2 separate regions of the Homo sapiens genome follow, and region 1 is linked to region 2. A link is a loop called in an ENCODE intact Hi-C map of the cell type or tissue named here. Cell type or tissue: PC-3. All regions are shown on one strand. Links, peaks and the distances in the headings refer to the core of each region. The heading gives the core; the rest is flanking DNA.

Evidence for each region. Hi-C counts contacts between places; a loop is a spot of excess contacts. Peaks named below come from ENCODE experiments on the same cell type or tissue, not always from the same donor. Only the 100,000 strongest peaks of a DNase experiment are listed, where the experiment ranks them.
Region 1: it touches region 2 in a loop (8-fold over the local background); 1 of 110 quality-filtered maps calls a loop at or near these places.

What each region holds. Positions count from the first base shown.
Region 1 is chr11:24,720,031-24,728,269 of GRCh38, forward strand. The region is part of intron 1 of LUZP2 (leucine zipper protein 2); the gene reads left to right. Among named protein-coding and RNA genes, the nearest start is that of LUZP2, 230 kb to the left of the region's middle. In PC-3, for the core only: no CTCF peak of the experiment used is centred there; no DNase peak of the experiment used is centred there; H3K27ac peaks cover 798 bases.
Region 2 is chr11:24,632,198-24,640,436 of GRCh38, forward strand. All of the region lies in intron 1 of LUZP2 (leucine zipper protein 2), which reads left to right. Among named protein-coding and RNA genes, the nearest start is that of LUZP2, 140 kb to the left of the region's middle. RefSeq lists an enhancer at 5,332-5,833. In PC-3, for the core only: a CTCF peak has its summit at 3,780; DNase peaks (open chromatin) are centred at 2,844, 3,984 and 4,354; H3K4me3 peaks cover 658 bases; H3K27ac peaks cover 4,163 bases.

The DNA.
Region 1 (8,239 bases), core at 1,239-6,238, 88 kb after region 2:
TGATAATAAAATAGACAAATTATTAAATATTATGTAATTTATTGGCATTGAAATGGGAACAATTAGAATATTTGAGTATTTACGTATCTATTAAAACATTGACTAACTAAATGATTTCCCACAAAGGATTTGCAGGCCATATTATTTTAGTTCTGAATTCTCCTCATTCAGGGAAGAAAGGTTACCAGTCTCACACAAATTCTTTCAGATAATAGAAAAAAAAAATACTATCCAATTTGTTTCATGAGATAAGCAAAACTTAGATACCAAGCTTTACAAGAATATGAGAGAGACATTTACAAATGATTTTTTCTATGAAAATAAATGTAAAAATTATAAGCAAAATATTAGGAAACTGAATCTAGCAGAAGTATACATGAAATTATTTTGATAGTGTGAGATTTATTTAATGTAATCATTAATCATACATGTGAGATGGATCAATGCAATGAAGTACATTAATAGTATAAATGAAAAATGTATGTGACCACTTGAACCAATGCATTTATTAGACAAATTTTTGCTGTGCTGATACTACATTACAAATTACTCCAAAGCCTAATGACTTACAAAAACAAGCACTTATTTTTCAAGCTCATGTTGGGAGCTTACTGCAAGTGTTTCTGCTTCAGAGTATGGATCAAATTCAGACCTGTTCTTTTGTTTGTTTGTTTTGTTTTGTTTTGTTTTGAGACAGAGTCCCTGTCGCCCAGGCTGGAGTGCAGTGGCGCGATCTCGGCTTACCGCAAGCTCTGCCTCCCGGGTTCACGCCATTGTCCTGCCTCAGCCTCTCCGAGTAGCTGGGACTACAGGCGCCCGCCACCACGTCCGGCTAATTTTTTGTATTTTTAGTAGAGACAGGGTTTCACCGTGGTCTCGAACTCCTGACCTCGTGATCTGTCCGCCTCGGCCTCCCAAAGTGCTGGGATTACAAGCGTGAGCCAGACCTGTTCTCTTTATTTTCTTACTGAAAAAGCCTGAGTTGAAGCAGTTACCTACGGTTACTTTTTCACATGGCCAATAGCAGGAGAACAAGAAGCTGAGAAAAATAACATAAACGACGTTTAATGTCACTGATAAGCCATGTCCACTAGCGTGCCTTTGGAGTGTCACATGACCAAATGAATGACACAGGGATTTCTATTCTGCTTATATTTGCAGCATAGTAAATGTGGGAAGGGAGAAAGGAATTGTTAGCAAATAATAACACCTGCCATAATGAAGCAAGCAACATTTTATAACATTCAAATTTTATTCATGATTAAATGATTAAGAAACTAGAAAGGGAACATTTTACATCTGATAATGTAAAAGAAAAAGAAGAAGAATATTTACTACAAAAATTCAATAGGAAATACCATATTTGGGGTGAAATATTGAAAGCTCTTTCTCCTACAATCTGGAATAAGACAAAGATGTTTATAGTATCAATTCTGTTGAGCACTGTAGAATAGGTTTTTAATTCTTGATAATAAATTAGGATATAGAAGAAAAACTACCATTCTTGCAGAAAGTATGATTGTGTATATAGAAAATTCAAAAGATTCTAAATGTAAGCGATGCACAAATGTAAGTTATTCACAAAAGGATTGTGCACTGAAAACTACACAATATTATTAAGATAAAATGTTATGATCTCTAAATAAATTGTAGTATATGAAATGTTTATGGAGCAGAAAACTCAACATTTTTAAAATGTCAATATAGTCACCCAAAACCCAAACAATGTTTTATTCTTGTTGAAATTGACAAACCAATTCTAAAATGTATATGGAAATGCATTTGACCGTGAATAAGTAAGACAATCTTGAAGAAAATAACAAAATTTAAACTTTTAGACTCTTGGGTATCTATATACTTTTATAAAGCTTTAATAAATAAGAAACAGTGACACTAACAAAATGTTAAACAAATATTTCAATTTGATGGATTAAATAATATAGAAACTGACATCTTTTTATTGAAAAAATTTATTTATAAAAAATGGCACTGCAAAATATTGGGATTTAATTATATGTTCCCGTGCAACACAGAAAAATACAATTCCAGGTTGTTTGCAGGTCTAAAATGTGAAAAGTGAAATAAGTAAATTAACTAATTACTTAATACATAGGCTTCCAGAAAATATAGTAAGCCAGCTTACATTTCTTAAACTAAGTCTAAAAAGGACAAATCCTGATATAAATATTAATTTGGTCTATATTTGTATCAGTCTGTTTTCATGCTGCTGATAAAGACATACCTGATACTGGGTAATTTATACAGGAAAAAGGGTTTAGTGAACTTACAGTTCCACTGGATGGGAAGGCCTCACAATCATTGTGTAAGGCAAGGGGGAGCAAGTCACATCTTACACGGATGGCAGCAGGCAAAGAAAGAGATCCATCAGATCTCATGAGACTCATTCACTATCATGAGAACAGCATGGGAAAAACCTGCCCCCATAATCCAACCACATCCCACCAGGTTCCTCCCACAACATGTAGGAATCATGGGAGTTAAAATTCAAAATGAGATTTGGGAGGGGACACAGCCAAACCATATCAATATTTATATTATCAACAACTCTTCATTAAAAGATACCATTAAGAGATTGAAAATTCAGGGCCAGGCACAGTGGTTCATTCTTGTAATCCCAGCACTTTGGGAGGCCAAGGCAGGAGGATCATTTGAGGTCAGGAGTTCGAGACCAGCCTGGCCAACATGGTGAAACCCATCTCTACTGTAAATACAAAAATTAGCTGGGCGTGGGGGTGCATGCCTGTAATCTCAGCTACTTGGGAGGCTGAGGCAGGAGAATTGCTTGACCTCAGGACGTGGAGGTTGCAGTGAGCCGATATCATGCCACTGCACTACAACCTGGGCAACAGAGTGAGACCTCATATTAAAAAAAAAAGAGAGAGAGAGAGATTCAAAATTCAAGCAGCAGAATAGGAAATTATTTTAATACTTTTAATCATAAAAGGGCTCATGTGTGGAATGTATAAATACCTCCCACAAATCAATAACAAGCAATGGGCAAACTAATGGAAAAAGGGCAAAAGTCATGAGTGAGCATTTTATAAAGGATATATAAAAATCACCTTTAGTAACATCCTCCCTTTATGAGTCACCAACCAGGGAAATTCAAATTATAGCTAAAATGAGATGCTATTACACCACTACTAGAGTTACTGAATTAAAAACAAGTACTAATGATACCAGTGTGGATAAGAATATGAAGCAACTGGAATTCTCTACCTCTCCTACCCTGCAACTAATTTGAAAAATTTTTTGGCTGTTATTTGCTAAAGTAGAACATATGCGTGCTTTATGATGCGGCAATTCCATTCTTAGATATATACCCAGCATAAACGTGTTTATATGTTAACCACAAAGCATATGAAATATTCATTGCAGCATTACTCATAATATTCAAAAACTGGAAAAAGTCACAAGTGTCTATCAACACTAGAAAAAATTGCTGTACAGTTATTCACCACTACACTATGCAGTATTAAAAATTAATAAACTGGCTGGACACGGCGGCCCATGCCTATAATCCCAGCACTTTGGGAGGCTGAGGCAGGAGAATTATTTGAAGCCCAGAGTTCAAGACCCTGCTGGGAAACATCATGAGACCCCCATCTCTACAAAAAATTAAAAAAGCTTAGCCCTGAGTATGGTGATGTGTGCCTATAGTTCCAGCTACTCGGGAGGTTGAGGTGGGAGGATGGCTTGTGATCAGGAGTTCGAGGCTGCAGTGAGCTATGATTACACCATTGCACTCCAGCCTGTGTGAGAGAGCAAGACCCTATCTCTGAAAAATGAAAAATGAAAAATAAAAAGTAATAAATAAAAATTAAACTTTGGGTAAAATATGAAAAATTTTTACAAACTTGATATCATATTAAATGAATCAAGCAAAAGACATTTGATGTATATGATTTATATGTGTATTAATTTCAAACATAAGCAAATAATTTTAAGTCACAGAAGTCTGAATATTGGTTATATGTTGGGAGGAGGGTAAAGGTAATGAATGGGTGCCGTCAAAGAAAAGCTTCTAAGGTTAGTTTTCTATCTCTTAAATTTCCGAGGTGTTTAGTTTGCAATACTTCAAGTGTGTCCTTGGGATTTTTGTTTTTCTACATGAATGCTGTATCTTAATACAGTTTATATTTGAAAACAATGGACTAAGAAAGATAGTATCACTTGAAAATTACAAATATGGTACTCAGTGATGAAGCATAACTTTTTATTTTAAAGTCAAAGACAAGCCAGGGGTCATGGCTCACACCTCTAATCCCAGCATTTTGGGAGGCTGAGGAGGGCAGATCGATTGAGCTCAGGAGTTCGAGATCAGCCTGGGTAACATGGCAAAACCCTCTCTCTACTAAGAATAGAAAAAAATTAGCTGGGGGTAGTGACGTGTGTCTATCGTCCCAGCTAACTGAGAGGCTGAGGTGGGAGGATGGTTTGAGCCAAGAAGCAGAGGTTGCAGTAAGCCGAGATCATGCCACTGTACTCCAGCCTGGGTGGCAGAGCCAGACCCTGTCTCAAAAAATCAATCAATCAATTAATTAAATTAAATGAAGTCAAGGACAAGACAGAAGGTATTCTATCACCTCCTCTATTCGACATTGTTTTGAATGTCTTAGGCAACATGATTAATAAACAAAAAGAAATAAAACTGTAGCTATTAGAAAAAGATATGACTGGTCAATTCAAAGAAGTTATTGCTACCACTTTAAAAAGTCAACAGAATAAACTGAATAACTATGACAACTAATAAAGATGTTCAGTGAGGTATCTGGAAACAAAATCAACTTACAGACAGTAACTTTAAAGATGACTAGCAATATCTATTTAGACAATTAAATGGAGAAACCCATCCACAATAGTAGCAATAAGTCTAACAAAAAATGAGTAAATGTAAAGAATTTCCGTATTATAAAAACATACTGGCATAATAAATGAGAGTATATTTCTGGATGGTAAGGTGTGTGATTGTTATCTATTTCCCTAAATATAATTATAATGCAAATGCAATTTCAATTAAATTCCCTGCAGGAATTTACAGAAAATTGACATGCTTATTCTAAAATTCATTCAGAAGAAACAAAAGAGAACATTTGCCAATGAAACTGTCAACAAAAACAATAGGGGGGATGAATCCAAGAAGTATCAAAATGTTGTACACAGTTTTAATAATTAAATCATGACATGTCACGAAGACAGCAAATGAATCCGAATACAGAATTTAAAAACATTTAGAAAAAAAAATTTGTTACATCAAAAAGTGCCATATTAAAATCAGCAGGGGAAGTATTGTATCCAATCGTGTTAGGACAACTGGCTATCCATATTTAAGTTATAGTACCCCTTCCTACTATACATATATATTTGTATATATGTTTATATGTAGATACAAAAATCAATTGGGTAGTTTAGTAAAAATTAAAAATTGATACATTTTTATAAATGTACATAAACTTTTAAATAACATGGGTTGGAGAAACCTAAGAATAGTCCAGATGCCATAAAGAAAAAGGATTAATCTAAATAAATTATTTAAAAGAAATTGGAGAGGGGTAAATGTAAATACCAATAAGAGGTATGAAAAAAAAATCCATATAATGACAATGAACTAAAACCCAGAGTGGACAAGAATCTTCCAAATAAATTAGGTAAATGTAATAGGTTGGAATATGTGCCTCCAAATTTATGTGTTGAAATCTTAATCTCTAGTACATTAGATGTAACTTCATTTGGAGATAGTTTTTGCAGAGGTAATAAAGTTAAAATAAGGTCTCTAGGGCAGACTCTAAACCAATATGACTAGTGTTCTTATGTAAAGGGGGAATTTAGACACAGAGATACACCGGGAAGGAAGATGCTGTGGAGAGACATAAGGAGAAGACAGCCATTTGCAAGCTGATGAGAGAGGCCTAAGACAGATCCTTCTCTCACAGCCCTCACAGGAAACAGCCCTACAAACAACTTGATTTTGGATTTCTAGCCTCCAGAATTGTGAGACGAAATATCTATTATTTGAGGTACCCAGTCTTAGTTACTTTGTTATGGAAGCCCTAGAAAACTAATAAGTAACTAACTCAAAATTTAAATAGGCAAAACATATAAACAGATAATTCACAGAGAAAGAAATACAAGTGGTAATCTTATGAAAATATAATCAATCTCTAATAAAGTAAATACAAATTACATCAGAAAGAGGGTATCATTTTTCACTCATGCCATTAGCAAATTTTCTTTTAAGAAAAAGGGAGATAAGACAGTCTGGTTTAGGTGAAGGTGTGAAGAACACCAGAAGATACTAAGAAAATTATAGGCTAGAATAGCTGATAGGCAATTTACCAGCACATATTGAAACTAACACAAAATATCTCATGTGCCCCATAAATACATGTACCTACTAAATACCCACAAAAATTAAAAATTAAAAAAAAAATAAATACAAGATATGGGCACTGAAGCCAGACCTCCCACCCTACTCCCCCCACCAAAAAAAATTAACATGTTGACTTTTAGTGAAATATTTACACTTTTAGAAACTTATATCACAGAAGTACTCAGGAATTCTTTTGTGTCCACATATATACACTTTATTAATTTTTAAGAGAGAAAGAAAAAATTGGAAACACCGTAAATTATCAGTGGTAAAAATATATTCAAGTACAACCAAAATGGATAGTAATATATAGACATGGAAAGTGCTCTAAGACATATGAAGCCAGTTACAGAACCTGAGTGTAGGAGGGTCACATTTACTTTTCATGTAAGCAAGAGAAAATTATTAGAAGATGAACATACACTCATTTGTAAATGGAAGAAAATCCAATAAAATGTTAGCCAATACTTTCATTATGGTTACTTCCGCAGTGTAATTTGGTTTCCTCTTACATAAGGACCTTAAATGTTTGAATCTAAAGTAGTACTGTTAATTAACAATTCTGCCAACATTTTCCTGATAACTTGTGCCTCTTCATGGTTCCCAATGTATTTACCAGAAAATAGAGAGATTTAAATTGGTTCTGTTTTCTTCATAACATTATTTGAAAATCAAATATGAAGGTGAAATGAAACAATGTTGTATATTATAAAAGGGAAATGTTATTTGTAATTTAATTAAAAATAAATATAGTAAACAAAGTCAACATTTATTTGCGTAATAGAGAAGAAAGAAGCAATATACAGTAAGTTCTTGAAGGACGCAATGAACATTTAACTGATAAACTCATAGCCAAATCAGTATATTCTTTCAAATTTGTGGTTAAGATATTAGGCTTTGGAGACTCACTGATACACCACTTTCTTAATAGCATGTCCTTAGAAGTTATTTACTACTCTTGTGACTTAATTTCCGTGCCTATAAAATAGGTACGGATGTGTTATGCACGTCATTTCATTTACTCTTCAGAACAAATTCATGAGAAAAGCACTATTATTAACCCTATATATAATATGACAGCATATATAATAACCTGTCAATACATATAATCTACTATTATGAATTATGGTCACTTAAGATGATTTTGGAGATGTGTTTATTGTTCAGGAGAAACAAATTGGGGCATAAAGTAAGGTTAAAAATTGGAAGGAAATAAAAACATGCCTTGCTGTTTATTATTTAACTTTGCCAGTGAGACTGAATGGAAATTTGGGGCATTAATAATTGTCTGATTACTGGTTGACTACTGTTCATCAGTGAAATTCACAAGGCCAGCGAGAATATTGTGGTTCTTAGCAATGGGCCATTCCGATTTCCTTTTAATGAGAAGAATGTGAAGAGTGCTAGATACCTATATTTAGCAAATGAGAAAAAGAAAAAAATTGTAATAGAAGTCTATTCTAGATGAGATGAACGTATTAATCATCACTAAGGCCATTAGGAGATCTAGTTCCTTTATATTTCTGCAGAATGACTATAAATTCATCATATTTCTTAGTAATAGAAATTATATATGTATATATTTTCAATTAATTACCTATCATGGGTTCAATGCTTTACACAAATTACCCTATTTAACACATGAAAATGTGGGTAAGTTAACTGTTACATTTTACAGATTCTCAACTAAAGCTGAGAGAATTTGAGCCGTTTTCCCACAATTTTACAATTGAACTTGTCGACCCATCTTTCACCAAAAACACTGTTCTTCCTGACTTCCCTCTCAGTGAAGGGCTGTGTCCAAAAATTGCCTAAGCCAGAAACCTGGCATCATTAGTAAATAGCTCC
Region 2 (8,239 bases), core at 1,324-6,323:
AACTTGTGTGGGTATCAGGATGCCATTGTATAACTCAAAATAGAATATTTATTCATATATTTGGGTATAATGAGGGACATAAAACCTCGGCATTTGATAGCATTGTGAAAGAGCTTGCTGTTTTCTGATCCAATATGTATTTTTTACACAAATAATTTGAAATAATCTAGAGCAAATGTCACCTAGAAAATTGAACAGAAGTCTAATAAAGTTTGCATATAGATGAAAAGCTTATTAATTTTTAACTAGCTTCCCCCATATCATTACAATCAGTGCACTGCAAGAAGTGAGTTCTATTATCAGCACAGGTATTACAAGTATGATTTTTAATGTATGGCCTTAGGAATCCCACGTGGCAACCACAGAATTTTTCTTATGTAAATGTCCATTAATCAGCACATGAAAATTCCTGTCTGCTCATCAGGGCAATCCTAACAGCATCCCCAACAAACATTTAAAATAGACGTGCTCCAAAATCTCAAGTCCTCCCTAGCCTATGTGAAAAACATAAACAATTACAGTGGACTGAACTTAATCTCAAGAGGAGACTGGATTGTTCCAACATATAAGGAAATGCAAAATATCACACAGAATATAAACCAAGCTGATGAGATAGCCTGAAGTTGTCAGATATATGCATCTTGCAGGCATTATGGGGATATTAGTACTCACCCAATCTTGTTTGAGAGAACACCATTTCAAACTCCTTTAACCAAGTAATGTATTAAGAAATGATATGTACTGCAACCAATGGATCTCAAAGGAGTAAAACATGTTGAGTTCCTGTTTGTTAAGGAAAGATGGGGTCTTGAAGAATGATAGGATATAGAAAGGAAATCTGAGCAACAGGAGTAAAAGATTATCTTGTTTTGATGTGAATTGCCTTTTCTAGTCTGGGAGATTTTCTTGTTGCCTTCATGATGACCATATGTAAAATTACCTTCATATGTATGTGGCATTTTTCCACATTTATTTACACTTATCTTGCACTCACATTCAAAGGCACTCAGGAGTAGAGGACACATAAAAATATTCCATCCAAAAACAATGAAACAAACAGATCTGCCACAATGCTTTCAAGTATTTAAAAATAAAATGAGGATATATAGGTTATTTTGAACCAAATCCAAATATATAAAGTTGACTTTAGCTGCCACTATGTTCTTAGCAAAAGATACACACAAGTTAGGCCATTGAAACATTTTAAAATAATTTTCTAAAAGGTCACCTTCTCATGTGAGTTACCTAGCCACTCCATGAAAATCAATCAGAATCTTTAAAAGTTTACAATAATTGAGAAGAAAAAGCAGTGGAAAAAAATGATGTGTTCTTCTCAGTTGTATTTTAGTATATTTTATCATTGCAAAGAAATTCTTGAAGGTATAAGCTCAAAATTTTAGGCAAGTAATATAATTCAGAATAAAATATGTTTAAAATAATCACAATTTACTTTTATAAAAAGTTTTATAGAGAAAATATACATTGTTAATGTTGACCTTTTATATATTTAAGTATGATGTTTTCTATCTCATAATGAATGAATTAATATCTCAAGAGGTGGCTGCTTATATTTATAGGATTATATAGCAACTGCATGAATTTATTTTCTGCTCACAAAATGAACCATTAACTTTCTATAAAAGATATACATTAATTACATTCTTATGCTTTGTAATCATCACTCTTGACATCCTTCAAATTTGAAAAAAATTATTAAAATGTATTTTTTTAGTCTAACACACGTGTGTGTGTGTGTGTGTGTGTGTGTATATATAGTCTGTCTATTAAAGGACAATAAAGTCTAAACCTGTTTAACTATTAAAGCAAATAAATGAAGAGCTGAGACTCTGAAGACAGAATTATTGGGTTTTCTATAGCAATCAAACTTACTAGAAGTATGATCTTGAGCAAATTACTTAACCCTCTACTTCAGTCATCTTATATGTAAATGAATTTTTGTGAGAATTATATGAGTTCATGTATGACTTAGAAAAAATAAATCTAAGAACTTAAAGGCAAAATATTGGTGAAACATGGCAATAAAAACAGCATAATTTTCAAAATGTGGCACAGATACCCTGGAAGTACTATTCCATATTACAAGGGTGGTAATGTATACCATAATCAGATACAAACATTATGGTAGAGGTCCTAAACTGGTAGCTCCCATCTAGATTGTCTTTGTATGGCTATCACAGAATTGGTCCACATAGTTTATTTTCATTGAGGTAGTGGCTAAAAATTACATATCAGAAGATAAGCCAAGATATGCCAGCTATCGATAACACAGAGAGATCAAGCATTTTCTTTCTGGTTTTTCAAGATCTCATTCCCTATTTTTTCCCCCATACTGTAACTAAGTATCATCTTCAAGTTCTCCTAGTGTTTTGCATTACTGCTTTTTTAAAGTTAATTTTTTCTGGATTTATAACTTCAAAAAAAAAAAAAAGTAAATGAGCAATAAACTGACCATAGAGCTGTTTGTTTTGCAGCTGATTCTGTTTACTCGTTTGCATTATGAGCCTGGTCAAGGCATTTGAGTTTGCAGGTGCAAGGTGAAAGGGCTTGAGTTCACAAAATTAAAGGCGGTACTGGATTTTGTTATCATTTTTTAAAAACACAACATCAAATAGAATAATTGCTTTATTTATTTTCTGTGACTTGGAACAGATACAGGCTTCTCAGTATGAACCTAGTAAGCATGGATGATCTGTACTGGAGATGAGATGAACACACTTGTTACTCAGCTCAAAATAAATCAGTCTCTCATTTGATCTCTGTTAGTCATAATAATAACGTTAAACATAACCTAAAGATATCCTTGTTACCTTTTACCAGGAAGCGTGGGATGGGGGTGAGGGATGAGACATTATTTAATGGGTAAAATGTACAATGTTAATGAGATGGTTACACTAAAAGTCCAGATTTCACCACTGGTCAACATACCCATGTAACAAAACTGCACTTGTACCCTTTAAATAAATACAAATAAAAAAAAATTATAAAAGATAATGAAATAAATCTACCAATTTCACTTTTTATTTTTGTAAATAAAAAGAAATATGACACTATTTATAATTTGTATAGGAGCATTACCAAAAAAATGCAAACACTTGATCTTATCTTGACATTAAAATGATAAAAATAATTGGCATTAAAAAATTGATTTTTGAACAACATGTTATAAGCAACATGTAAGATTTTAAACCTCAAATCAGAAAAGAGTGTGTGTGTGTGTGTGTGTATTCACAAGTCATAAGAAATAAACACATTTCAATCTACATTAAAATATATTTTGTCACCAAACTAAAGACAGTCAAATGTCATTTTCAGTACATTTCTATGCAAAGTATGCTGTTTATCCTTAAGTAATCAATTTAAATTAAATTAAACTAATGATAACTTGGTTAAAGATGTCAGAATACAGGCATTTCTATCTCACTGTCTTCTATAAAACAACTGAAAACAAAGTTATACATTTTAAAACCTCATCTGTAATGAAATTTGGAGAGAAAAGAAGCTGTCAGACCCTGTGAAACTTGAAACAAATCAACGCAGAGTGCTGGGGAGAACATTTGAGGCCCACAGACAGCGTTGACTAAAAGTGGATCTCAATGCCTTAAGAGGCCCCACAGCAATACTTTACTTGAAATACAAGGCCTGCGGTGCAGGTAGACTTTGCAAGCTGGTCTAAGCACAAGGTGACTCTGCGGAATAACAGCAAAAGTGGAACTGGGGAAAAGTACTGCAGAGACATGCTATCCTTACATATTGTCAGTGTGGTGGCTTGAAGAAATCACACTGGGTGGCAATCTACTCTGGAACTTCTGATTATTGTCAGTCGAGAAAAAATAAATTGACTCAGTTACCTGTAAAAAATAAATAACCTAAAATAAGTGGGGTTTGTCTGGGAACCAGGAAGATTTTTTTATTTGTCCAATGGAACTACACACTGTAAGAGAACACTGATCATTATCTGCCTCATTTATGGTATGATGGCATTCTGAGTCATATCATCATCCCCAATTGGAGACAGTTTCAGCCACAGCATATTTATCAGTTCTCTATCAATACTACTTTTCAACAAATACCTACACTGGTAAAAACATTCCCTATTCAAAACAATAAGTAATTAAATATAATCAACCTGGAGCTAAGGCATAGATAGCATGCTTACTTATAATACAGGGGTTAAGAGGGTGGATTCTGAACCTAGACTGCTTGGGCTCAAATCCAGAGCACTCTGTTATAAAATGAGTGATTTCTCTGCACATCAGATTTTCCCCATTGATAAAGTGGGGGCAAATATTAGCTCATATCATTGTGGGAGTATAAAATGTGATAATATATGTTAAGTACTTCAAACAATGACCACCACAGGGTGTTATTCATCCTTAGTTGATTTACACACGTAAATGCATATCATATTTTCTACATTGGCACAACTAACGTTGTCCACAAGTAACATGAATCCAGCCCACAATCTTCACTTGCCTGGCATACTTTGAAAACTATTAAAATGGTGTCTACACTTCTTTCCTATCACCCTTCAAATAATTCGTCAGAGCTCAGCTCACACACACTTAACCAGAGACATAAGAAAATATAGAAAATAAAGCAAGATTAAAAATAAAATTTTTTACATGAGGTAATATGAAAGAACAGAGGGCAAACAGACATGAAATTCCAACAAATAAAAATGATATAAGCCAATTTTTGCTTATAAAAAAAGATGCTTCAATTGAATTTTAAATATAAAAATTATAGAATATATATTAAAAACTATCAGTGTTAAGGTGATAAAATAGAAAGCTAAAAATGTTGATTAACAGTTTAAAAAGGGAAAATCTTGATGTTACATTAATATATAATCTTTTGGTATAAAATTCAAAATCTTAAAAATCTATAAAACAAAAATTGTAGAGGATGAGCAGAGTGTTAGAAATATAAAAGCATTATAAAATTGTTGTGGGAAGTCAGGGACCCCGAACAGAGAGATCGGCTGGAGCCTAGGAAGAAGAACATAAATTGTGAAGATTTCATGGACATTTATCAGTTCCCCAAATTAATACTTTTATAATTTCTTATGTCTGTCTTTAATCTCTTAATCCCATCATCTTTGTAAGCTGAGGATGTATGTCACCTCAGGACCCTGTGATGATTGAGTTAACTGTACAAATTGTTGGTAAAACGTGTATTTGAACAATATGAAATCAGTGCACCCTGAAAAAGAACAGAATAACAGCTATTTTCAGAGAACAAGGAAAGATAACCATAAGATCTGACTGCCTGTGGGGTCGGGCAGAATAGAGCCATATTTTTCTCCTTGCAGAAAGCGAGTAGGAGAGATATTGCTGAATTCTTTTCCCTTCAAGGAATAACCCTGGGGAAGGAATGCATTCCTGGGGGGCGGTCTATGAACGGCCGCTCTAGGGGTGTCTGTCTTATGTGATTGATAATAAGGACTGAAATATGCCCTGGTCTCCTGCAGTGCCCTCAGGCTTACTAGGATTGGGAAATTCCAGCCTGGTGAATTCTAGTCAGACCGGTTCTGTGCTCTTGCACCCTGTTTCCTGAAGATGTTTATCAAGACAATGAGTGCACAGAGGGACACAGACCCTCATCAATAATTCTAATTTTACCTTTTGCCTTGTGATCTTTTATTGCCCTTTGAAGCATGTGATCCCTGTGACCTACTTCCTGTTCGTACATCCCCTCCCCTTCTAAAATCCCTAATAAAAACTTACTGGTTTTGCAGCTCAGGGTCACCATCATGGTCCTACCAATATGTGATGACACCTCCGAAGTCCCAGCTATAAAATTTCTCTCTTTGTACTCTTTCTCTGTATTTTTCAGACTGGCCAACACTTAGGGAAAATAGAAAAGAACCTACGTTGAAATGTTGGGGGCTGGTTCCCTGATATAAAATCATTTTATTTAACTTAGCCCATGACAAAACAAAACTATATGAAAGTAACATTTTAAAAGATAGATGTCTAATATGTAATGTATTAACTTCTGGAACCTACAATCAAATATAGACTTTCTTTAAAATTGTCAATAAAATAGTTATAAAATCGATTATACATTTAGCTACAAAAAATTAATTTCCCCAAATAGAAATTATACTAGAAATTTAATAAAAATTAAATTTCTAGCTACAGAAGAATAACATTATATATTGACTAAAAATATAGTTTTTTAAAAAATCAAAATACAAAAATCCAAATTCTAGGACACTTTAATTAAGAAAGTATTCTAAAAACTATATAGGGAAAAAATTGTTTGACAAAATCATTCAAGCTGTAATTGCAAGCTAGAAAAAAATAAAAATTCAAAGTATACAGTATTTACTACATGGCTAAAGCAGGGCTTAGTTGATAATTTATGGCCTTAAAAGAAGGATTAACTTGGAATTTTTTCTAAATTATGCATTTTGTTAAGAAATTAGGGCATATTGTGAAAAGAAACAAATAATTTATGATAATGAAAGTGGAAATTAGTGAGATATAAAGTAGAAATAATTAAAAATAATTTAAAAATAGGAACTGATTGTTTAAAAAATAAAATTGATACATTAACTAACCTAATCAACAAAACAAATCTCAATATAGTATTAGGGATGAGAATGGAAAATGAATCACAGATACTGAATCAAATAAATATTAACAAAGAAAAGACAATTAATTCTAATACATTTATGAAAGATAATTTTCCCAGAAAAAAATATTTTTAACAGTTAAAAAAAGATTTTAAAAATCTAAACACACCAAATGCCACAAGGAAAAAGAGAGAAAATGTTCAAAAACTTGTCAAAGACCTGTTATACTAAAAGCTCTAGACTCTTACCTTCTCTACAAATCTTCAGTCTTTTTGGACATTTCTTCATTTATTGAAATATGAAACTTTTTCTCTATAGCAATAAATTAATTTTCAATCATGTCACTAGTTGCTTATTTTAGTTAATATATATTTTTCACTAAAGTAGAATCATTTTGTTTCTCTATTTGTTTTCTTAATTTTGCATTTTACATTTTCACATTTCTTTCCTGTTTTTACCTCTGCATTTCTATGATGGGTCATAGTGATTTTCTCATTAAATTTTTATAGCAACATTTGGTAATACATTATATTCTTCCATTGTGTTGTATATTTTCCAGCTTCAATTTTTTTCAGCTCATAGATATGTAATTCTCTCTATTTTATGTTTCCCCTTATATTTTATTTACCCTTTACTTGTCTGTTCATATTTTGTTTTGTTTGTTTGTTTTGAGACGGAGTTTCACTCTTGTTGCCCAGGCTGGAGTGCAGTGGTGAGATCTCAGCTCACCGCAACCTCCGCCTCCTGGGTTCAAGCAATTCTCCTGCCGCAGCCTCCTGAGTAGATGGAATTACAGGTGCCCGCCACCACACCTGGCTAATTTTGTATTTTTAGTAGAGACAGGGTTTCACCACGTTGGTCAGGCTGGTCTCTAACTCACAACCTCATCTGACCCACCCACCTCAGCCTCCCAAAGTGCTGGGATTACAGGCGTGAGCCACTGTGCCCGGCCTTAATGTTTTGTTTTATATGAGTAGTTCTGCACAAACCATCTCTTTCCTCTACTGTAATATGTGGACATTCTCTCTCACTGCAGTTCCACTTTCTTGAATCCTCTCTACCTTCCTCTCCTCACTACCCTGTGTGTCCTTTCTTTTACACCTCAATGCAATCAGGGAGCACAAGAGTTCAATTCCAGCTCTGTGAAGACTTTATTTAAAGCAATAGGTCTGCTTTTTGTTCTGACATTAGGTTAAATGTCTTATTAAAAAGTTATCCATTGTTTTTGCTAATGTTGCTTATTGAAGACAGGCTCCTACCCTCCCATAGAGAAGAGGCATAAGAAAGTTATCTTTTTGACATCTGTATTTCAAAGAGATGATTCCCAAGTCCTTGAGAAAAACAACTCTGGGTTGTAAGTGTAAACCTCAAAGAGCTAAAGAAAGAATTTACAACTGGTGTTTTTCGAAAGTAAATGTTCTAAAAGGAGTCAAAAAGACTCCTGTGTATGTTTAGTCAAGCTGGGCGGAAAGTTAAGGGCATCTTGGTCGTTACTAACTATGTAAACAAATAAATATGCAATATTATACAGTACAAGAGATGACTGGTACCAATCAGATGGCTAATTGTGGGAAGCTGTGAATTTATATAAGGACCTCTGTCCCAAGAGAAAGACAATGAGCAAACATTAAATAGATG